Regions from separate parts of the Mus musculus genome. Here region 1 is linked to region 2. A link is a loop called in an ENCODE intact Hi-C map of the cell type or tissue named here. Cell type or tissue: left cerebral cortex. All regions are shown on one strand. Each heading gives the region's core, and the rest is flanking DNA. Links, peaks and the distances in the headings are about the cores only.

The links. Peaks named below come from ENCODE experiments on the same cell type or tissue, not always from the same donor. Only the 100,000 strongest peaks of a DNase experiment are listed, where the experiment ranks them.
Region 1: it touches region 2 in a loop (3-fold over the local background); 3 of 42 quality-filtered maps call a loop at or near these places.

The regions. Positions count from the first base shown.
Region 1 is chr2:94,150,596-94,162,738 of GRCm38, reverse strand. It overlaps Hsd17b12 (hydroxysteroid (17-beta) dehydrogenase 12), which reads left to right and starts at 4,830. Exons shown (of 11, transcript NM_019657.4): 1 at 4,830-5,029. The coding sequence starts at 4,870. Gm39885 (a long non-coding RNA gene) reads right to left here and starts at 4,575. Exons shown (of 3, transcript XR_866573.3): 1 at 3,297-4,575; 2 at 2,847-2,938. It overlaps Mir670hg (a long non-coding RNA gene), which reads left to right. Exons shown (of 8, transcript XR_003953878.1): 8 at 1,531-2,103. In left cerebral cortex, for the core only: no CTCF peak of the experiment used is centred there; DNase peaks (open chromatin) are centred at 4,575 and 5,375; H3K4me3 peaks cover 1,909 bases; H3K27ac peaks cover 901 bases.
Region 2 is chr2:94,048,453-94,060,595 of GRCm38, reverse strand. It overlaps Hsd17b12 (hydroxysteroid (17-beta) dehydrogenase 12), which reads left to right. Exons shown (of 11, transcript NM_019657.4): 7 at 8,308-8,342. Among named protein-coding and RNA genes, the nearest start is that of Alkbh3, 44 kb to the right of the region's middle. In left cerebral cortex, for the core only: a CTCF peak has its summit at 5,594; DNase peaks (open chromatin) are centred at 5,587 and 8,515.

The sequences.
Region 1 (12,143 bases), core at 2,245-10,244, 100 kb before region 2:
CTCGACCCCTCTGTCTCAACCTCCTAAGTGCTGTGCAAACACCACCATGCCCATGTATAACTAGTTGATATTTTTCAATCTTTTTGTATGCATCAAATATATTTACCAAGAAAATAGAGAGAGAGAGAGAGAGGAAAAAAAAGAAGGAGACAAAAGCAATAGAAATCAAATTAACAAGATTCTTTGGGAGGGCAAAATAATCCATCAGCAGACACGGAGTCCATTGTGAACACGAGCATTTAGGTGAAGGAAAGCAAAGAATGCACATTCCTCTGTAATTTTTGTGCTTGCTTGTGGAACCGTCCTAATATTTGCAGGGTTGGTCTGGCTAAAGCGTCACTGTTTGCTTCCCCTTCACCTAGTTGCAGCTGGTTTAACTGTGGCACTGATTTTTTTTTTTTTAAGATAGCTGGAGTGATTACTAAATCTGGTGATACAATACAGTAAAGTGATTACTGGGGCAAACTGGTATGTCAAGACACGTCAGCTACCAATCAGGAGAGGTGGTAAATGGCTTGGCACACTTTTCTGTTCTATTTAAGTCTTTATGAGCGTGTGAATTGAAAAAATAAGGGAGCTATTAAAGCTGTATTTTTATTTATTTATTATACTTATTTATTTGTGTGTGTGTGTGTGTGTGTGTGTGTGTAGGTCAGAGGGTGGCCTTAGGAGTTGGTTCTTGCCATCATGTGGGTCTGAGGGAATCTGAGGGCATCAGGCTCAGTACCAAGCATCTTTACCCACTGAGCCGTCTCACTATCTTTAAAGTTGTATCAAATGGGCTGATCTCAGTTTTATTTGAAGACCATGTTTATAGAAGTGGCCATGAATTGAGCTCAAGTTCTGTTTGAGCAGAAAGAGCCCTGAAGTTCTTAGGTGCAGAATGGCTTGTGGGATCTGGCTGTGACATGTCACCCAGTGAGTGCCGGGGTGGATTCCGCTGATCTCGTTGGCCAGGCTAATGCTTTCTTCTCCTTCCCTCCAGAAGTTGTGGGCATGATGGAAGAGCATGAGTTGCTCTGATAAAGGAGGTCTGACTTTTTTAGTCTTCTCTCATACATTACATAGTGACTGGAGGTTTCCTCTCCCTCCTTTCCTCCCAGACCCCCCCCCCCCACCTTCTGTCTCTCCCAGATAGATACACTCCTCCTCTGTTTCCTGTCAGAAAAGGGCAGGCTAAGTAGGTCTGACTCTAGTCAAAGGCCTGTGAACAGCTGCCCATCCCTGCTGGACCTTCAGGTGAGCTCTCAAGATGATGTGTTTCTCGAGCTAGACCATGGCGTTTAGGGGTCCTTGCAAAAAAGTGCTTACTAAAGAGCTGGCTTCTTTGTGACATGAGTGGGGCTGATGTGTCTGAATGCAGTGACGCACAGGAAAACACTTGACGTGAACACATACAATATTCTTATGGTAATGCGTTTCTGCTTAAGGAAGCCAAATATTAACTTCTAATTAACCTAATGCTAAAAGTAGTATTTGTTTTAAATTAGTTTGTTCATCACAGAACTTTTTTTTTTTTTCTCAACCCAGGATTTGACAACTGGATGTGAGAATCGAACCAAAGCTCCCTGTGTCCACCTGGTTGGCAGAGTGCTTCCCCAGCACAGAAGGAACTGGTACACACGTGGGATTCAAGCACTCAGGAGCTGGAGGCAGAGCACCAGAAGCTCAGGTATAAGGGGTTCAGGGTCAGCCTAGGGCACATGAGATCCTGCCGAAAGCAACAACCAAACTCAACGTGCTGAACTATATTCAGCTGAAGATCAGATAGTGCAGTGGATGGCAGAGCTGTTAAGAACAGGTAATGAAGACTTGGACCCTTGTCTCAATTGTTAAGCTATGATAGTATTCTTAAAAACATCCAACTTCTATAGAGTTCCCTAATTATGAAAATTTCTTTTATACAGTTTAGTACTCCTGGTTTTGCTGTGCAAATTGAATGTGGATTTGTAGAAATTTGTACCAAAATGTAGAAAAACTGCCAAAGAACTTCAATGGAAATCTTTATGTACTATTACAATGAAATGCTGTTAATTCATGTTGCTTACATTAAAGACTATTTTCAACTTTAAATATTTTAAATAAATGATTCTGAAGTCCCAATGTGGTTGTGTCTGATTCTCTATGTCTCCTATTCCTTCCTTCCTTCCTTCCTTCCTTCCTTCCTTCCTTCCTCTCTTTTCTTTCCCCCTTCCTTTCTTCCTTTCTTTCTTTCTTTCTTTCTTTCTTTCTTTCTTTCTTTCTTTCTTTCTTTCTTTCTTTCTTTCTTTCTTTCTTTCTTCCTTCCTTCCTTCCTTCCTTCCTTCCTTTCTTTCTTTCTTCCTTCATTTCTTTCTTTCTTTTCAAACAAGGTATTACTATATAGACAAGGCTGGCCTTGAACTCACAAAGATTGAATGTCTCTGGCTCCAGAATGATGATATTAAAGTCATGAAACACTATACCCAGCTTCTTATATATTGTTTAAAAGAAATTCTACAGCAACAATTGTTATTTGCCAAGACAGCTTCTGAGAGACTAATAATGAAGCGTTTTCCCATATTCTAGTATAAAAACACTTGAGATTTGCATTAGTTGGCAGTAACAGAGCTAAGAAATCTGTCATGGTATATTTTGTTTGCAGAGTGAACAAGCCTTGTTGTAGAACTGGTTATGAGAATTTAATAGAAAAGAAGGGCAACCCCCAGGTTTTGCATCTCGAAGAAATCATGAGTAGTGAGTGGTTCAGCTAAGGAGATGGGGAAGAAAAAGTAAAGATGTGTCTTAGTGACTGTTCTATTGCCATGAAGAGACAACGTGTTCAAAGCAACTTATAAATGAAAGCATTTAATCAGAGACTTACTTACAGTTTCAGAGGGCAAGTCCATGAACAACATGGCAGGGAACATGGCAGCAGGCAGGCATGAATGACTCTGGAGAAGCAGCAGAGAGCTCACATCTAGTCCACAAGCAAGAGGAAGAGAGAGAGAGCATGCTAAGTTGGAATGGCATGAACTTTTGAAACCTCAAAGCCCACCCCCAATGACACACCTCCTCCAACAAGGGCACACCTCCTAATCCTTCCCTAACTGTTCTATCAACTGCTGACCAAGTCTTCAAACATAGGAGCCTGTGAGTGGCATTGCTGTTCCAGCCACCAGAAGAGGCATATGAGGGCAGGTGTGGAGTTTTATTTTTAAATTTATTAAGCTTGAGTGGAGAATGTAGCTCAGTTGATACACTACTTGACTAGCATGTGTAAAGCTCTGGGTTCAATCCCCAGCACTGAAGTAAGAAAAAAAAATGGTGTCACATACCTGGAATCTCAAACCTTGGGAGGTAGAGGCAGCTTAGGATATTTGACATCCTGTCTCAAAACAAAAACAAACAATAAATGTATTGAGCTTGAGTGGAGATATTGAATGAGCCCCTGGACCTCTAAGTAGAGCCTGAACAGCGACTCCATTTGTTTACTTTATGTCTGTCTCCCTGTCCGCTGAAGTACTTCCATGCTCTTCCAGAGATCAGATTTTTGTGTCCCCTTAAAGCTTCCCTTCAGGGCAGGGGAGATTGCTTGGTGGGTAAAGTATTTGCTGCTCAAGCATAAGGCCTGTTTTCAGAGTCAGGGCCACAGCTTGTGCATCAACAAGTGAGTTTCGGTCACCTGTCCTTCCTAAGTCAGCTAAAACAGTCAAATTAATAGTGCAGAACAGCAGGAAAAGAAAAGAATAAAAAAAGATTTGGGAAAAGTTATAAAGAGACCCAGTACCTTCCACCAAAGCCATGTTTTAGGTTCTGATGTGCAGTTATGGTTTAAGAATGGGCCAGAGTAACATAAATCTAAGCAAGTCAAAGTGTGGTCCAGCCAGCTCACCACTGGCCCCTCATTGCCTCCCCTGTAAGGTGTTCTGGAAGTGTTTGCCCACGTTTTAGGTTTTCTTTTATCCCAGCATGAAGTCCCTTGATGGGGGTGAATCGGTTCCTGTTTTGATTTTATTGTTTTGATTGTCTTACAGTAAAAAGTATAGGACACAAATATCTCTTTAATATCCTCCCACAAAACAAAAATAAAATGATTTTGGTTTTTACTGGACCAGGTCCAATAAAAAAATTTGAGTTTCCCAGAATTGCTCCATAAGCTCTGTTCTTGTAGGATACTTTTCATTCATCTTACAACTGTTAACGCTACTACACAGTAGAGTTTTCTGGAATTCCGAATTATTGGGAACAAGTATAAAGTTCATTGTGGGAGCTAAGGCAGTCATTCAAAAAAATGGAGCGAAAGCGTGCTCTGCAGACAAAGGGGAACCGTAAACCTTCATCTGAAAAGTCTGAGGAATTAACAATCCGAAAGCGGTTATTACTAAGACGTAATCACAAGCACTACTCCAGCTCCTCCCGGACTTCTACTATATTCTTCCCTTTCCGGTTCCATTCCTTCCTGAAATGTGAGCTAAACCCAGTTAGGTATCACTGGCCAATCAGCGCGCAGCCTTCCGCAGTCGTAAGGGCCGCCTCTGCCAATGAGAGATCCCTGCGCTTCGGTGGTGCGAGGTAAAGCTTGTGGGCGGAGCCAAACGTTGAGCGGCTTGTGAGCGAGCCACTGTCTTAATACGGAAATGCGGCTCTGAGCGCGCCGAAGGGGATTGTGGGCGGGGCTACGAAACGAAGGCTAACCAATAGGAGACATAGTACGCTTACAGGAAAGAGAAGTCACCAATAGACACATGGATATGACTATGTAGGCGGGTCTTAGACCTAAAGCGTTCAAAAAATCACGTCTATTCGCTGCGTCTTCGCCGTCACGGCGGCACCGCCTCCTCGTCCCATTCATTCTTTTTTTTTTTTTCCTTCCCCATTCACCGTAGTAGTGAGGCCTAGTCACGAGCCATGGAGTGCGCTCCCCCGGCGGCCGGCTTCCTGTACTGGGTGGGCGCGAGCACCATTGCCTACCTGGCCCTGCGAGCCTCGTACTCGCTCTTCAGGGCCTTCCAGGTGTGGTGCGTGGGCAACGAGGCCTTGGTCGGTCCGCGACTCGGAGAATGGGCAGGTGAGTGGAACCACAAGCCGCGACCACGCTGTGGCCCTTGTTCCCCTGTCGCTCGCGCTCAGCGAGCCCGCTCTGGAGCGCGGAAACTTCTCCAGACCCTGAGCGCACTGGCGGGGTGGGTGATCTGACCTGCTGCTGCCTGGTGGGCACGGAGGAGACCTTTCTTAACTCCCCGGACTTGTCCTGTTGGAGCCCTCCTGGGCAGGCGGCCGGAGTCAGGCGCATTGTCCGCTGTGTCCCTTGCAGTGTTTATTTATTTTTTAAAATAAAGTTTTTCACTTGGCTTGAAAACTGGCCCTGTGCTATGGATGAGAGCATAGGTGAAGATAGGAAGAAGGGTTGCAGGGACAACGATTTCAGAAGTTAGGATCTTGGGAAACTTGATTCTCCAGTTACTTGAATTGGGTTTGTTTCATGTAATTTAACAAGTCCTTTTGGGGAGGGGGGAGGTGGAGGCGGTGTCGGAGGAAATCTTGGTAAATTATTCTGGAGTTTCAATGACTAAGAAGCGCTGTTCTGGGAAAACAAAGTCTTCCTATCGTATTCAGTACTTTTTGCAAGAGTTTGCGGAAAATGTCTTTACAAAAAGTGACCAAAACACGCGAACCTTCTTCTTTTCAGTTGACAGATTTTAAAAATGAGAACGAAGGTCGTATCAGAGAAGTTGAGAAAATCCTAGTTCAGCCCTCTCACCTTTGTTTCTATTTTTTGAGAGAAGGGCTTTAAAACAAACACCCATGTAATCATGATGTATGTGTGGCTCTCTGGTGTTTTGTAACTCACTGTTCACGACTCAAACATTTTATAGAATATTGGGGTGCGGTTGCCTACGGACTAAACACAGGACAGAAATCATGTTACTTTTCAGGTTTGTTCTGTTCATTAAAGAACATTTAAACGACTTAGAAAAGACATGACAGTTAATCTTTTGGGACAACACCCTAATAATAGGAGAAAATATTTCAAGTAGAAATGAGTTTGTGAGCCCCTTTCCTTGATGTGGGGCAAACAGTGATTTTATACAACTTTCCAAAATCACTTTTCATAGTCCCTGGGGGAAAAAGTGCTCGCTGTGATTAAGATTCAGATGATATAATTTCACAATTGACTTGGTCAGTTTCTTTGTTGTCAGCTTGGAAAAAGTTGTTTGTTGGCTTATTTTTATTTTTTTTTAAGTCAATGCAACAGTAATCCCATAGGAAATCAGTTATCCAATAAAATGAAACTTGCAAAGAAAGCCCAGTGTTGCTTTAGCTTTATTATTGTAAATTGTTTGCACAGTCTAAAACGCAGAGTGAAAGTCAAGGGTTTGCCACGTTCAAGGTAGGTTTGGCTCCATCCAGACAAAGGGAAACTGGTAAAAATTAGGAAAGCATTTCTGGCAGATTTAGAAAAGAAATTTGACCTAGAACATTGGGATATGAAAGAGAACTGTGGTGTCATATGGAAGTGAAGTATAGTTGGGGTCAATTGTTTGGGGTTTTGGTTTTTTTTTTTTTTTTTTTTTTTTTTTTTTTAATGCTTAAGCAAAAGAAATGATAAGCAAGATGGCTTAGCAGGTAACGGCACCTGGCCTACACTTGACAGCCTGATTTCCATGCTCAGGATTATCCACAGAGGAGAGACTGACTTCTCTCCACATGAATGCTTTGGTACAGATAGCACCTCCCCAGATAAAACAGCACCCCTCCCCCGAGGAAATGTAAACTAAGTCCTCACTTGTAACTCATAAACATATGTATGTAACCTACATCTTTAAACACTTTCTTACTCTTCAAATTCAGATATTTCAGAACTAGGATTCAGATGAGTTCTTCCTTGGCAGCGGTTGGGTGGGAGTAGCATACTATGTAGAAGACAGACTAGCAGAGGCAGCACCTGGGGTCCCGGTAAGCTGTGGTTAGGCATTGAGCTGGGGAGAGTTGGGATAGTAGGGTTAATGCTAATATGTAGGCAGCATTGTTTTCTCCCTTACAGGATTGCTGTCTCAATCTTGAGTGCTCATTCCTGGGTGATCTGTAAATACATGCTAGTGGGAAGCATTCTTAGGGTGCTCTAATTTCAGTCCGTGATGTTAATTTATCTTCTTCTCTATAGACAGTTAAATAGTTTATTCTGTAGAAATTAGTAGTGGTTCAGTTTTTGTCAACTTGGCATAAGCCTGGGTCATCTGGGAGGAGGACATTTAAGTTGAGAAAATGCACTCATCAGATTGGCCTGTAGGCAGGTCTGTGAGGGCATTCTGCCTATTAGGGATTGATGTAGGCTGGACCATCCCTGGACCCTGGACTGTATAAAACACTTAGTCAAGAAGAGCAAGTGAGCATTCCTGCATGGCCTCTGCTTCAGTTTCTGCCTCCAGGTTCCTGCTTTGCATCCTACTCTGACTTTCTTCCATGGTCTGTGATCTTTCTCTAAGTTGTTTTTGGTCATGGTCTTTATCATAGTAGTTGAAAGCAAACTAGGACATAATTGTTGAATTAATAGGATAATAAAATTATTAAGTTTAGATTGTATAAGCAAATAAATTAGTGTAGATCGGTTCCAATGCCACTAAATGCTATTTGTAGATAAGGATACATTTGGAAAGTTACTATTTTATTTTGCTTCTTTTTTCTTGTTCTTAGTTTGGTATAACACTATTGGGTGGGGCCATGGATCTTATGCTAGTAATCTAGTGTGATTTTTTTTAGGGCAAAAAAACCCCTGCTCTAAGCCGAGTGGTGGTGGCACACGCCTTTAATCCCAGCACTTGGGAGGCAGAGGCAGGCAGATCCCTGAGTTCGAGGCCAGCCTGGTCTACAAAGTGAGTTCCAGGACAGCCAGGGCTAAACAGAGAAACCCTGTCTCGAAAAACAAAAAACAAGCAACAAACAACAACAACAAAAAACCTGCTGGCAGCTTCTTCAGGCTGGGCTCAGCTACCTGTTTCCAAGTAATGGTGAAAATGGAGGAAAGGTTACTGCAGTTGGCCACGTTGGGAGAGGAACAGAGAAAGAGTCCCGTGATCCCAAGTGTGTGTTCAGCCAAAACTTTAGATTAAATCAGGGAGAAATTGGGCAAGTGGTGTGCATAATTAAGCAGCTGTGGTCAGGGTGTGGTCTTGACCCCTACTGACTCTTCCTTGTCTCACCTTTGTTCCTTTGAGCTGGCATGAGAAGTTCCTCTCTGTCATCCTGTCCTAGTTGTGATTCTCTGAAGGGACCATTTTGGTTGCTACAGGCTGATCAGTGACACACTGATCAGAAATGTCTGTTCCAGGATGTTCTCTGCCCTTGTGAACAGTGGCCAACACCTGGGCTGGAAGGTTTATTCCTTGCCCTTCCTGGAATTTCAGAATGTACAGTTTATATGATTTCAGCAGCCAAGGACAGGCACAGAAAGACGGAAGAAATGCCAAGCTTCCCTCTGGCATTTGGTTGCCACGTGGGCCCAAGTGGGGAGCCAGTGCTGTTTAGTCAAAGCAGTTTCTGAGTGTCTGTTTGAGTAAGGGCCAGTGAGATGGCAAATGGGCAGCTCCTGAGCAGATTGTGGTGGGAAAGCAGTGTGCTTAGTGCTCCGGGAGCTTGGGAGGGACATCGGAGCTGTCTCTGAAAGTGATTCCCCAGCGGAGCTCTCAAGCGTCTGCCCGAGATAGCCTGGTGAAGAGTGGCAGAACGCAGAGGCAAGAACAGCTGGCAGATAGCGTTTTTCTCTGGGGAAAGGAAAAATGAAGGCACTGTGGTCTGAGAATTCTGTTAGCAGGGTCTGAGTGATCAGCTTGTTGAGTGGCCCAGTGCTGGGTTATTATTGTCTCAAGGAATCCCGTAATACCACAGTGTGAATAGAAAAGCCTCTCTCAGAAAGATAGCTTTGTTTGAGTTTCTGATTTTTGTTTTTTCTCCCTAGGAAAACAAGGTAAATTGTGTCTTCTCTCCAGCTGGGAATTTGATACTCTGCTTTCTAAAAAGTTACTTGTACCACCATTAAGTGATGTTACTATTTCAATAACCTAGTCATAGGAGGAATGGAGGGAAGGCTAGACAATCTAAGAACTTTAACAATGAGGACCTCTCAAGGGTGTTATGTTGTAATATGGTTAACAGATTGGCTTTAGAGTCATCTGGGCAAAGGTAAACTTTTTTGCTCACTAAGTGACCTTGAACAAAGATAGCTAACCTCCAAGTATAACTTCATCTTTTAAGTGAGATAAATATGTTTCTAATGTAGTCTTGTACATTTTCATGGGTAATAAGCAATCTTTATCATATTATATTCATACAAAGCACATATATTTGATTAGTGGGGATTGTTGGAATGAAGAGACATAGCCAACTTCATGCTAACAATCTGAAGTTATAAAAGGATCATTGGGAGGTAATGAGCCTGGCCACAGGAGAATTCTGTGCTTAGTAAAATCTTACCAGGCAGTTCTTTGTGTCTAGCTCCCTTCAGTAAGGAAAAGCTAGGATAGACTTAGACAGATTCAGTTGTGTGCAGTTTTTCAAGTACATTTGAAAAACCTTGAGGTCATCTTTGATCCTTCTCCAAATATAATCTGTTAGGAAATTCCTTTGACTCAAATTTCAAGGTATACAGAGGCTCTCATTTCTAAGCCTTACAAATTCTTCTGTGTGCTTTCCCAGTGGCTCCTCTCCAGACGGGCCGTGGAAAGCTTGTGCCCACTGTCATCACCAGTCCACTTCTGCTGCTTGTTCCTAGGAGATGGGAAGCATTAGCAGGGACGGGCCGTGGGCATCTATCTCCTGAGCCTTCAGTGTTACTGACTCAGTACCTGCTGCTGGTGTAGCTCAAGGTTATGGTACAGGCACATTCAACTCTTCCTGCTACAGTCCTGGACTTCAGGGATTGGTCCTGTCAGCTGTCAGTGCATGGCTCCTCAGCACGAGAGCATTAGAGCTAGTGATTCTCAGTGGTGTCTGGAGCTTGCAGCAACTGCTGTGTTGGCTCTTCACAGCTCTTGTTTTCCTACAGCCTCAGCACTGCAGTCTCTGCTCCTGGCTGCAGTCTGGGATTCTTCAGCTTCCTTCTAACTGTCTCTGTTAACACACCTCTGCTGAGTATGCCTAGGGCTGAGATGCCTAGGAGGTGCCTGCTTTGTGTTACCTGCTCAGACTCTTCCACCACGGTAATGATCTAGAGCCAATGAGAATGCTGCTCGTCCAAATCTCTCCAATCTCCTGAGTGTTCTAGCTGTTATGGGTGGGGGAGGTGCTCCTCTCCAGCCAGAGTAAGGACAGTAAGATCAGGGTGTCTGTGGGTGGTCCAGTCATCTAAGGGTCATCTGAAGCTTTCATAACTCAAGACTCCTGGAGCAATAGCCATGACAATCAGGGGTTCTGGCAACTGGCTTCATGGCTCTCTGGGCTTACTGGGGGCTTGAGTTTTCTTTGGGTGTCAAAGGCTGGATTACATTCCCCCTAGACTGGTGGAATATTTAACATACCCAGAGCTGCCATGATGTCAGTTTGAGGATCCGAGAAGGAGTGACTGCTTTATGGATAGCTCTGGGGGGGTTCCCTGAAATAGCTGAAGCTGCAATTGTTACAGAGTCCATGGACCCTCAGCATTTTATCATGTCCTGTAGACCAGATGTGGCCTGCTGGATTTGCCTGTCACTTAGCATCACCTTTCAGCAATGCTCTTTACAAGAAGTCTTATTCAAAATTTTCTGTGGACCAGTCAACAGTAGCCAGTTTGCTTCCTATATTCAGTTGCTAGAATTATGCTTTCCTTGTAGCATCTGGACTAGAGATTGCTAGCTCTTACTGAACCTGCCATGCAGTCCCTCTTTATCAGTGTTACCTGGGTGCCTCTTTACAGAACACTTTGTACAAGTCTACTGTGGCATAAAACCCCACAGTCAAATTTCTCCTTATACTTGCACAGAATTTAGCTTCAGAATATCAAGTTATTGGCATATTTTGATCTGCTTTGTATATTTCTGACATCTCTTTATGAATTCTTTAAAATAGATTGAGGATTGGAGAGATGGCTCAGCAATTAAGAACGCTGGCTACTCTTCCAGAGGACCTAGTTCTGTTCCCACCACCCATATGGTGGCTCACAACCATCACTAACTCAAGGGCATCTGCCCTCCTTGGGCACCAGGCACACACATGATACCCATACACATAAAATAAAATACAATCTGTATGCCTGTATTCTGTATGCCTGTGTGTGTGTGTGTGTGTGTGTGAGAGAGAGAGAGAGAGAGAGCGCACAAGCAAGAGCGAGAGAGTGCACAGTGCACGAGCAAGAGCGCACGAGTGAGAGCGCACACGCGCAGGTGCTAGAAACCCAACCCATATCTTCTGGACGAACAGTCAATGTTCTTAACCACTTAGTTACCTTTCCAGGCTCGGTGCATGCTTTCTTGACTTTATCTATGCATGGTTTACTATGTACCAAATTTAACCAGGTGTTGAATATTGATTTTGTTGTCTGAGATGGTCTTTCTTCTATTTCACACTCATCTTCACACTTTCTGCTTATAAATTCAGTCCACTTTTTAGAGCATTGTGATTTTTTTCTTTCAAGGTCTATACATATAGAAGTCACTGCACATTTTAGAGCTGTGACAATGCTTTGTGTGTGTGTTTGCCTATTTGTCACCTTAGTTGTGTGTGCATGGGCTTGTATATGTTACATGTGCACACCCAGGTGAATGAGATATGTCATTTGTTCTAAACTGTAAGCCCTTCCGGAGTTCATTAGAATTTTATTTAGTGAATATTGTGTTATGTTTGGAAGTGGGTGTTCAGCTTTATTTTTGCATTTTGCAGAGTAATTTGTATATCTCCCCCTCTTGGTTTTAAAACTCCAAGTATCACATACCTCTGAAAAGCTAGATTGAAATTAATCAAGGCTGTTCAGACAAAGACTGGTTACAAAATTATGACAGTGAGAAATCTATGGGACATTTTCTTAATTAGTTATTGATATGGGAGGGCTCAGCTCACTGTTTTTGCTGTGACCCCTGGGCAGGTAGTTCTGGGTTGTATAAGTATGAGGAGCAAGCCAGTAAGCAGCATTTCTCCTAGGGCCTATGTTTTAGTTCCTGTCTCGGCTTCCTCTGATAATGAACTGTGACCTGAGAGCCAAATCTTTCCCC
Region 2 (12,143 bases), core at 2,126-10,125:
GTCAGAAGTTACAGATCTGTGGCTGGATAAGGACTACCAGCTTGTGTTGGTCAGTTCTGTTTTTAAAAGATGAAAGTTTCACATTCAGATTTATAGCTTCTCTTGGGAAAAATCTGAAAATCATGTGATACAGACCTAAGGAACTGAAAAGCAGCTGAGTATGTGAGCCTGGGCTCTCTAGCCCCTGCTGCTCTCTGCTGTTTGAGCAGTGCTTCTAGATATCTGAGTGTGAGTTCCTCACCAGGTGATTCCAAGTCTTTGGTCTACTTGAACTTAGTGAGCTTGAAAGATTGGATTGGTTTGGACCAAGTCAGCCTCCTGTGTCTCAGTCCATTTGCAGCTAATGTGACAAAAGTACCTCGGACTGTCGGATATAAAGAACCAACAAGCATCTCTCTCAGTGTGGGAGGATGAAGAGTTCAGGATCCAGGGGGCTGTCCTCATAGCTGGTGCCTGGTGCCTGCAGTGTTTCTTCACATGGTGAAGGGGAATGAACAGCTTTATCAGATCCCTGTCCTTGTGGGGTCATTGATCATCTCCCAACGTCTCCACCTTTAGTGTGCTATTGGGGTTTCCACCTATGAGCTTTGTGGGGCACAAGCATTCAGATCATCTCCCATTCTCGGTATTCTCTGAAATCCACATAGAACCTTGAGAGATGGCTCTCTTTTTTAGATGAGTGCTGTCAAAACAATATTGCTTGATCTGCCTGCTACCCTCAAAGCACTTATTGCATACTTTTAAAAAGCCAAGTTTTCTCCTTCTGTATCACTGTGCCTTCATTGTAGGTGGTTAGCAAAAGTGCTTAATGCTGTGCCATGCCCACGGTGTGAATGTTTGGATGAATAGTCAACAGGTAGAAAGTACCAAAGCATTCATTTTCTCTTTCTTGCATGGATATGCCTCTGGCAGGTGACACGGTACCAGCAGGGGGAGCCTTGTGTTAGCTTGGAAATCTACGGGGAGAGTTTTGTTCCTCAGTTTAATTGTATTTAATTTAGGAACTTGCTAGAAAGGTATCCTCATATTCTGCTTCCACAATTTAAGTTAACTTCAGGAAACTAAGAAATCCCAAGTAGGATGTGTCCTTCAACACCGATTTGCCCATCTACTGCTTTTCTGGGTGAGAATATTCGAAGTTAATATTTAGTCAGTTCATTTTGAAACTAGGACTACCAGTACATGTTGTCGCCTGCTACTAAAGCTTTTCAAGTATGCAGTACATTCAGCCCTTAGGGATGGCAATAGCAGGCTGCCTCAGACCCAGCAGAGGCAAACTATTTCCAAACACGGGCCAGCACTTCTTCCACGCCTTCTTCTGAAAATAAAGACACCCTTGTTGATTGGGTTTGGGGTTCTTTTTAGCTCATAGTGAACCTAGTTTATAGGAAAATGTCTTTCATATGTGTGAAAACATGACAGGGACTTGATCTTTAGGAATTGTTTTCTCTTTTCAACATCTGTCACTTTTAAGGAATTGTCACTTTGTTTTAGGGGGAAAAGATAATAGGAGCACTTGAAATACTCAAACATTGTACCATGGAAACACCGGATGATACTCTGTTCATTCCTCTTAATAATCTTTGCTTGGAATGTATAAATCAGGGGCTTAGGTTTGGCATCGTTAATTTCTGTGTTCTAGAAAGTTTTTTCTTTTCATTATATTATTTTAATATGGATCAAAGTAGAATGTATTGGACAAGGAAAAGCTTTATTTGTGGCCTGGGGCAACATTCCAATCTAAAAGAACTCTTGAACTTCCTCAATGACCTAAGCACCATGAAAAGGCAAAGTCAAATAACATTGTAAGATCTCAGAGCTCTCAAAACTATGTCTAATTAAGTTTTCCACCCTTGTGCAATAAATACTGTTAGCTATACAGGTGAGATTCTAAGAACTTCTAATTAAGCTATGTTCTCACTTCCTCACCTCCTTGCAGCTCAAATTATACTGTTTGCCAAAGGAAGTGTGTGCTGTGTCATTCTGGTGTGGCTTCCAGTAGTTTCTCAAAAGATGGGGGAGAGGCCATTGTAGAACATTATTGTTACTTTTCACATCTATACTATGATTGATTTTAAGATGTCTTTATTTCAGTTGAACACTTGTTTCAGATTTTCATGTTTCAGATTTTGTAAGAAACTGGTTCCTTCTAAACTATATTGGCTCCACTTCTCAGTTGCCTAAATCTAGACTTGATTGATTTCAGTATGTTTCTTTGAGGTCTGAATTAGGGCAAAGGTGAACCTATTGGCCATAAGAGATATTCTGACATTGCTCATGAAAAACCTGGTTTCTGGAAGCTGAGCCTAGATTCTGGGGTGGCTTGTTCTGTTTACTTCGCTAGTCACAAATAGTAGTGACACAGATCTTATTGAATCAAGTATCTTAAGTTTGACTGATTCATCATTTTCTTGAGATAAGTCCTTGTTATATAGTTTGGGCTGGCATGGAACCTGGTGTGGACCATCGAACTCATAATCCTCCTAACTCCTAACTGAGTACTGTGACTAAAGGAATGCAGAGCCTTGTCTGGCTCTTTTCACTAGAGCCTTAGAGCATTATAGCAGTGTTGGAACAGATGACCAAGTACCAGAAGTTATGTGATAAAGTAATGTGTGTTATATCAATTTTCATACCAAAGAGTAGAAACACCTAGATAGGTACCTGGGTTCCTTCTGTCAGCAGTGACTGCCACTGCAGAAGTAGAGATACCCAGAGTAGGCTTTGACAGTTTTGTTTCTGTTTCTGGTTTTGTTTTTTTGTTTTTGTTTTTTAAAGAAATAAGTTTGTAAGGGCTTTACTAATTATAAAAGCATTGCAAGATTGTTGCCAAAGATATTTGAAAACTATATGAGCACTAAGAAGAAAATAAATTCTGTGTAATCCTGGCAACAGATGGCTACATTTTAATACATTTTCAAGTATTTTCTAGGCCAGGAAGTCTATTTTTAATGATTTAATAATACTGATTGTGATTTTGTATGAGGTAAATGAACTTCATATTTTTTCTAACTAGAATATACATATCTGTACCAGTAAATCTACCTGAAAATGGGTATGTGGTTTCCTCCAAGGAATTCTGATTTCAGCTGTTATGAAGCCATTCATGTGTCTGTGTACATTTATGTACTGTAGGCCAGCTTGCCTATGAAGTGTTACTAGAGCTACATGTGAGATAACAATGTAGATTAACTTTTTAGACTTTAAAGTGTCTTCGTTTTTGTGGTGTGGATTAATGAAAACATTACTAAAAAAAAAAAAAACTTGTTTTTTGCTGCAAACTTTGAAAGTCTCATTATGATAAAAGTTCTGTTGTGGTGTCTTTGACCTACCTGGGGGAAAACTGTCTTAGTTACTTTTCTGTTGCTACGATAAGACACCATGACTAAGATAGTATTAGGGCCTATGGTTCCAGAGGATTAAGAATCCATTATGGTGGGAAAGTGTGGCTTATAGCTGCAGGCCTAGGACTGGAGCAGTGAACTCTTAGCCTAAGAGTTCACATCTTGTACCACACCCAGAGCAAACTGGAAATGACGGGAGTATTTAAGCCCTCAAAGCTGCTTACAGTGTCATACTTCCTCCAACAAGGCCATCCCTCCTAAACCTCAAACAGCAGCACCACCTGGGAAGCAGGTATTCAGTGCAGGAGCCTATGGGGGACATTCTCCTTCAAGCCACCACAAAAAGGAGTGAAAGTTGCTTACTACGCACTTGTGGAGGCTGTCTGTCTCAGGGGAGAGGAAACAAGTGTAGAGCTCATGTTTATTACTACTACCTACCTAATATTCTCAACCACCAACCTCACAAGTTGTAATAATATCATTTTAGGAAATATGTAAAGAGAAACAACAAACTTCCTGGCATAGTAATTATCACCTGCACATGGCCTAAAATTAGCATATGAATTAGCTCCAGAAACACCATGTGAGCTGTGAGATGCAGTGCAGATGCACAGTGAAAGTTCATGGCAGTACTTGGTATCTGAGTATTAATACCCAGATATCAAGAGCCTAATCAATAAATACACAGTGAAATGGGACTTAACAACTTAGTTTAAATGTCCCATGTAAGTATGATGCTAAAGAGAATTTAATGTCAGCACAGGGAAGTCTGTCTACTTATATGTTGAATATTTTAAAATGATGTGTAACACATGCCCAAATACAGATGGCCTGGAGTTGGATTTAAGACTTAGAATTTGATTATCAGGAAAGGTATTAATGAAAACCTTAGTTGTTTGTATAAAAACATGAAGAGTTCAACTTAACTTCCTGTGGCTTTTCAGTGTTGTTCCTGGCTGACTTTTTAATTCTTTTAAATGAACTTCCACTTCCTTGCATCCAGAAGTAAATATGAGAATAGTGAGCCTTCAGAAGAACCATCAATCACTTTTACCTGTAAAGGTTGTATCTTTGCTGGTGTGCTGTCTGGTCATTAGGTAGTCAGTATGTACTTTTGGCTCTTTAACAATGAGCTACCCAAAGCACTGTTATTCTTTTGCCTTGAGTTTCTCAAACCTTTCATTTTAATTTATATTTAGAAAGAATATATTTGGTTATGTCAGTACATATTAATTAATCAAAAAGGCATTTAAGTCTTAACATGTTCCTGATATAATTTTTAAATATAATTAAGTATCATGTGAAGTTTCATGATGTCTAAACATTTTCTGGATAATTTTTCACCCAGAGCAGAAACATGGTGTGGCATAATGGAAAATATAAGCTTCTGGTTTATATTTCCCCAGTATTTCAGCCAAAAGTTAAATTGTGGTTATACTTGCTTGAATTCTCCAGGTCAAATTGGTACCTACAAATCTCGTTCATTCTCCTCTTTGTGTAGGAAAGCTACTACAAGCGCTAACCAGCTGCTCTTCTGAGCTCCACTTAGCTACTCTTCGTTAACAGGTCTTACTTCCTTAATACAGATGGATACACATGTAAGGGCACACACATGCATGCATGTATGCACACACGAGAAAGCACACTTTTAAAGTTCATCTTCATTTTCCTCACTTCTGTTTCTGGTGAACTCGGGGCTTTGGGAAACTGAGTAATAATAACTTCTATGAAAATGTTTGGAGACAATTTCCTAATATTTTAGCTAAGCATTACGGTCCCCTAGTGAAATGTGCAAATAGAGCCCCTTTCAGATACAGTTGCTTGCTGGTTACCTTGGTTAGTCAGAGTGTAATGCTCATAAATACAGACCATTTTCAGATACTCTTAAGGTTGCATTCGTCCTTTGCAGTGAAATACTCCACAGTATGCCTGTGTGAATGACTTGTGTGAATGTCTGACCCTGATGTCTTCTACAGATGCAGGTTACATGATGCATCTAACCAGTTGTACATATTTTTCTTACATCTCTTTATTTTTTTAATACATCAAACAAAGAAGTCTAGTAATTCAATAGAAAATATTTATTCCTTCATGGTTTGCTTTTTTGCATTTGTTCCTTCTGGCATTTATTTACTGTCAAGTGATCTCCTGTTTATGCTTTTATAACTTAACCAAAACAGTCTGTGAAGCTCTGCCTGGCTTCTAGCTCTAAGTGCTCCTTTCCCTAAGCACTAGTGCCCCCTGTCTGCTCATAGAAGCATCTCATTATGGGTCCTGAGTTCTTCCCTCCCAACCTAGTGGCTGCAGATAAAACAGAAGGATAGCTCCTTACTCAAAGCTGTTGCTTCCAGTTCTCAGTTGATATGCAGAAATTATTTTTATGCCTTTTTACCTCCTGAGTTTTGTAAACTATGATTTCAGTTCCTTGAACTAGCCACATATTATATAGAGAGGTCTCTTAAAGCATTATGAATTTGTAAAACTCTCCTGCTTTGAGTGTTCAGGTTTTGTTTCTTTGCTTGTTTGGGGGTAAATATAAAGAGTTTTAATCATCATTACAGCCTAATCTTAAGAGCTTTTACAGTACCCCAAGAAGATCACAAATGAAACATTTTAAAATAATGAAAGAATTATCCAAAAACTTATGTATGGTTAGTTAAAATGGATGACCTCAAAATTTATTGCTGTTCTTGGCTCAAAATTGTGGGACATACCCTGCTTAAGGGAAGCATTGAAGACTCGGTTGTGCTACATCCTAAAAGGATAGTGGGAACACGAGTGTCCCTTCAGAAGTCTCTGATGTCCCATGTGTGGGATGACACACACACACACACACACACACACACACACACACACACACACCTACCTACCTTCATTCCAAGTTAAGAAAGTAATAACATATAATGTAGATCTTCATTTAACATACTGACTTCAGAAAAAAAGAACCTAGCTCAGAGTCCCACTGCCATAGGAAGGCCTGAAACTAGAACTGTGGTGAGTGCGTCCCACAGTGGCCTTACATCACTGGGTATGAATTAAACAGCTGCTGTTTGCCTCTGGAAAGACAAAGCTTGGGAAATAAATTAGCAAAGTTGAAATTAGTATTAACTTGAAGAGGAGAGAGAGGTAACTGTTGGAAAGATAGACTGTGACATTACCTTTACTTTGACTTGGTTTCATCACATTGAATTTGAAGCCCAGAACTGTAAAATATTTAACCTATTGCTTGTGGAATTCTCTTTTTGGGGAGAAGAGTGAACATGGGTCAGTCTTTATCAGCATAAATGGTTAATCTTACTAGTTAGAATTTTTGGTTAAAAGGTTGGGCAGTGGCCTATACCTGCTTAATATGGGCAAAAACCCTCAAGGTTCATGCCCAACACTGCAAAACAAACAAAAAGAATATTGATTATATCCTATAACAGAGATACAATCACAAGTTAAAGTCAAAATGGGTCAGTTAGTCAGGGTGCTGAGGGGAGCAGGGCTGAGGGTACTACACAGTGACTCCTTTATCAGTAAGTATCCTCCCCTTATCCCTCCTGCCACCCTACAGTATATCACGTTCCCCTTGGGGTCAAACAAAGGCTCCTTCTCTCTACTACATTCTGCCTACAAAGAAGAGGGAAAACATAAGCTGTTTTCCTCTTCTCGAGTCCACAACCAAGACATTGTATGTCCTACTTCTTATAAACTAGATAGTTGTAGGCCATGTGCAGTTGTCAGAGAAATTGTAATACATTTTTTTTTTATGGGAGGTACCAAGAATGGGAAAAAGGTTGTGTGCTCTAGACCTTCATCTGCAAGGAAAGAGCAAATGCTGGAGGACAGCTGGCTGCCTGCTTCGTCACCCTATGAGGATGAGTTATGTAAAAATACAGATGTGTGTAAAGAGGAGGGATGCGATGCGGGAAGCTTCACCCTATGCTTGCTCTTACAGTTTCTCCTTTTTATCTGGGCCAGAAGATTTGGTCGAATCTTTACTTCTACTGAAGTACTTCCCCGAAACTCTGAGGATATTCTTTTACTTTGAAATTGGAGATGTGTCAGCCCACACTGTTTTACTGATACGGTGACAACTTACACTGACAAGTGCATGCACCACCTTGGACTCAGACATCCACATCGCACACTTTGCTGCAGAAAGTCTTCATGATCTTTTGCTTCTGAATATTTCCATCAAAAACAATCTTTTATCAAAATGCTATCATTTTAATTGGTGGTTGATAGTATTCAAAATAAAAGGCTTAGAATGTCTATACTTAGCAAGCATTTCAACTTCTTGTGTTGTTTAGAGAGCCGAAACAAGCTGAACCAAGACTTGTTTAACTGAGGTCTTCTTGACAAAGATTGCACTTCTAACTTGTCTTGAAGAATAGTATCTCCCAAGAGTTTCGTGGCCGCCTGTGTTGACATCGTGTCTTTGGCCGGTGATTATGAAGTTGCTAAATTCCACACATCACCTTTCATGGTCGGTCACTAGAGGCCACAGATGGTTTCGGTGTGTTTTGCTCATAACTGTGGACCTCAGAAGAAATGAATGCACTTGGCATTTACTCACATCTCACCTGCTGGCATCCTCTTCCCCCGAAGCCTTCAGAAAAGATGACTTGAGTCCTTAAGATGAGATCACTTACATCAGCTTGGTAGGCAGGATGCTGTTACGGGTGATAACGTTCCGACTTTTCTGGGAAGGACTGAAGAGATGCCCACTTCCCATAGAGCCCTAGTTATTTGAAGGCGCCCATGCCAGCCTTACTTTTCAGGCAAGGCTAATCTTAGCCACGTTCACTTTGCCACAGCATTCTCTTAATGAACTCCTAACACGGTATAAGATAAGCCTCTCTCTATAGAATGGTGGCTGGCTTCGTGAGTTCCTTTTCTTTGGCATGTGTGGGTGTCTTTCACTCTTTTGTGGCTTGTGTCCTCAGCCATCACTAATGTTTTGTTTTCTCTTTTGCAGGTGACACGCTTGGTGCTGCCTGGCATGGTAGAAAGGTGAGTCACACGCTCACACACAAACACCGTGCTTGCAGAGCTCATTATTATTTATAGGGAGAATCCTTTCTTTGAGAATTTCATTAAAGTGACTAATGAGCCTAACTCTCTGTCTTAGCACCAGGCGAGTCACACAGTGGAGCATGAGTCATTGGTGGCGGAGGCCTTTTCCACTAGACTTTTTTATTTCCCTCTCTAGGGTTGTGGTGGTTCCTTTAGATCAGGATTAAAAAGCCAGCCTGAGTCACCATCACTAACTCAATTGCCTGCTATTCTGAGGGGGTGGATAGAGTTCCTGGGATATTCCTAGGAATGCCTCCTTAAAGCTATAGCTACTTAGAGCCTAATTCGGTAGAATGTCCTGAAACTATATACCTTCCTCTGGTGTTCTCATTCTTGCTGGGGGAATGGATACATGAGAGGCTAATCATGATGTGAAGTGACCAACTGTCAAACTAACTCTAGGAGGAAAGGGCCAGTTGGAATTGGGTGCAGTAGAATACCCCAAATGTCTTCATTTTATTGAGAAATTTGTGGTTGCGTTTCTACATGTGAGACAGCACTGAGTGTAAAATATAACTAAACTTCTCAGTCTCCTTCTCAGAAGAATCTAGATATTGCTTAGGCCTTCAAAGAAAACCTGCCAAAGAGAGTTGGGTTTGAATGTTGGACCAATTTGTTACTTTAATTTCAAGCTCCATCAAAGCTTTGATAGAGGAGGAATCAAATATCCACTTCTGTTAACAGACCGGGAGGAATGCAGTTTATGCTACTGACTCCACCTATATGTTCTGCTTCATTCTAGCATGTGGCTGTGAGGGAATGGGGCTCAGAAGTCCATTTTTTTGATCATGTACAATAATTGGGAAACTTTTTCAGCAAAATTAGTTGTAGTTGTATTTTACATGTATTGATTTGTATATTCTAGTTGCCTTATTTTAGTAAAGTTTCCCTTTAAAGCCTTCAAGTGGAGTATTGACTGGGGCAGGGTATGCGCCGATGATAGGACATGAAATTGGCAGTGGGCAAGCCAGTGGTCATGCCAGAACTCTAGAACCAGGACAGAGTAGAGTCCAATAAGGATGATATTTGGGTCACTGTCTTAATCTGAGTTTTGACATCTGCAAATGGTGTTATAAAGAAATCTTTGGACTTGGGGTAGGTGTTCAGTATTACATCATTTGCCTAGCAAGCCATGTATTCCATCTTCACCAATTAAACAAAACAAGGCCATCAAAATTGTAAGCCATAGAAGTATTATGAAAGAATTTTTTTTTAAGTTTGTTGGTGAAAACTATGTAAAAGGAAATGATGGCGATGAACTCATTTCCAGGAGCAAAAAGTATTGGATTCATAGAATGCTTGGCCCAGTGCACTGGGTTAGTTGAAAGTAGCCCCATCCCCCCACCCCACCCCACCCCACCCCACCCCACCCCACCCCTTTAGCTTAGTGAGATGAGATGCTGTGAAGTGCATGGTGCAGAGGTAGAGCTAGAGACCTATGGCCATCGCTAGACCCAGCAGCAGCACCCGGTCAGAGCTGACACTGGGTATGAAGGAATAGTGTGAAGGGGAATTCATGCTTATCCAGCAGAACCCAGCTTGGAGAATCCACATGAGTTCAGTCCTTGTGGTTCAAGAAATTAAGTTGGGTTGAGAAATGACCTGGTAGAAAGCCATCAGAAGCTGTGGAAAGCTAGAGTCATAGAAAAATGGGGGTTGGGCGGAGGCTTACTAAGGACTAGTTAGACATGTATGTAGAGTTTATTAATCAGTACTTTGTATTAGAACGGGCATCTATGTCCAATGGAGCTTTAGGAGTTATTAGGTATATTCGTCAAGGTGTGCTAACTACACTAATAGATTAATCCCTACCTACATGGCTTATCAGGTTAAAGATTTATTTTCCCCTTTTTTCTCCACCTTGTCCTTGAGGAATCTCAGGCTCCCTCCATCTATGGGCTCTGGCATAAATCTTTAAGGTCTTATCTTAAGAAAGAGTTTTTCACCCAGCTAACAGGTAAAGGAAGAGAATCAGAATAATGTTAGGGGAGGCTTCATGGGTCAGCTCTGGAAGGAGTGTATATCACATTCTGCTGTCCAGAACTCCACCTGTAATAAGCTGCAACTTACTGCAAAGGAGAGCAGCAGTGTTAGTTGTTTGCCAGAAGGAAGGAAAAGCTCCAGGTGAACAGATGTCCAGAAGTGGTCTCCCTTACACCTGTAAGTGGCTTCACTCTAGCCACTCTCGACACCTCCCCACGGTGACCTATTTCTGTGGTTGTTTCCATAGGATTGGTATTCTCATTGAGTAACAGCAGTGTCCTTTAGAAAGAGCCTTTGTTACTGGTTTCTTCTCCCTCCTCCCTTTCAGTGGTTCTGTCATTGATGTATGAGATTTTTCCAAACATTCTAGAACTATAGCCAACTGACTATCACTAAACAAATACCAATAATCAGACTAAGGTATTATCACCGTACATATAGAAAATGCATAATTACATTATCGGGAAACTTGCTCTCTACTTCTCTGGAATTATAAACATTGTGTACAGCTGGAGCCAGGAGGTGGTTGCCATAACAACCATGGAAAGGCTAAAAATAGCCTCTTTCATATTGTACTGCTTAAGGTGGAATTATGACATGTTATGGCGTTGTAGGGCAGGTAATTCTTTCTTGTGCTAAATGTTTGCAAACTTTATTCAACAAAGCAATATTTGTATAGTGTGAGAATTTGATTGCTGGTTCTAATTGTATGCCTGACCCTGTATTCCATGATTCCTTCTCTGACATTGAACACTGTTTTGATAGTTTCTCTGTGTTCTTAGGAGTCAATTAGAGAACTGTCTACACCAATTTCCGTTTTCCATCTAAGCCTAGAAAACTCTCTAATGACCCTGCAAGAGTGCACTTCAGTCGTCTCTCCTGTGTAGTGGGAATGTAAAGAGCTGGGATGGAGTCTGTATGTCACAGCCCTGTCTGGTTAGCACTCTGCACTGACTGACTTCTGGCTCCTCTCTCTTCTCTCCTCTGCTGCATGCAGGGTGGGGCGATGCTAAGGTTTCCTGAGTCAGGCCAGAATCAGTGACTTCTTTCAAAAGACACTATTATTCCCCCAAGGCAACAGTATTTTTATAGAGGTGAGGACAGGGATGCTACAAGAGCCCTGCAGAATAGTGAGGCATTTGCAGAGCAAAAACTTGGCAATTTTAAAAAATCCAAGTGACAATTAAAGGGAGTCTCATGGGGAGTTGTCCAAATCTAAGGGAGTCCTAGAGAGCATAGCTGTAAGGAATCTGTAAATGAAAGCTGCTGGCTTTCACAGGGCTGAACCAGCCTATGGATTGGCTTCTGGGAGGACAAATAAAGGATGTGACTGGAGGTGAAGAGGCGTGTCCTGAAGTGGAGCTCATCATTCTGCTTTGTTTCTGCAGCATTTTAGTTCTGGTAGATCCTCAGTAATCTGTCCCTCCAAGTCACCATCCCGTGATGGCTAGCAAGTAAGCAGTGAGATCAGCTACAAATACAGAAAATGTTGCTTTGTTTGTTGATCTGATGTTGTCGCAACAAACTAGGAAATGTGCTGAATTCTGAGCAACATGGGTCTTCAATAACAGAACTTCAGCAGAAATTCTTAATATGCTCCCATTGTTCTCAAGCCTCCAGAAAATGAGAGGTTAACCAGCTTGGCTTATGTTTGTCTCTGTGTGCAATTAAGCATAGCCTATTTTGCCCTTCTGCTTGATATAACAGAGTTGTCATGAGCCTGGCTGTGCCATGGAAACTGTTTGACGTCACTAA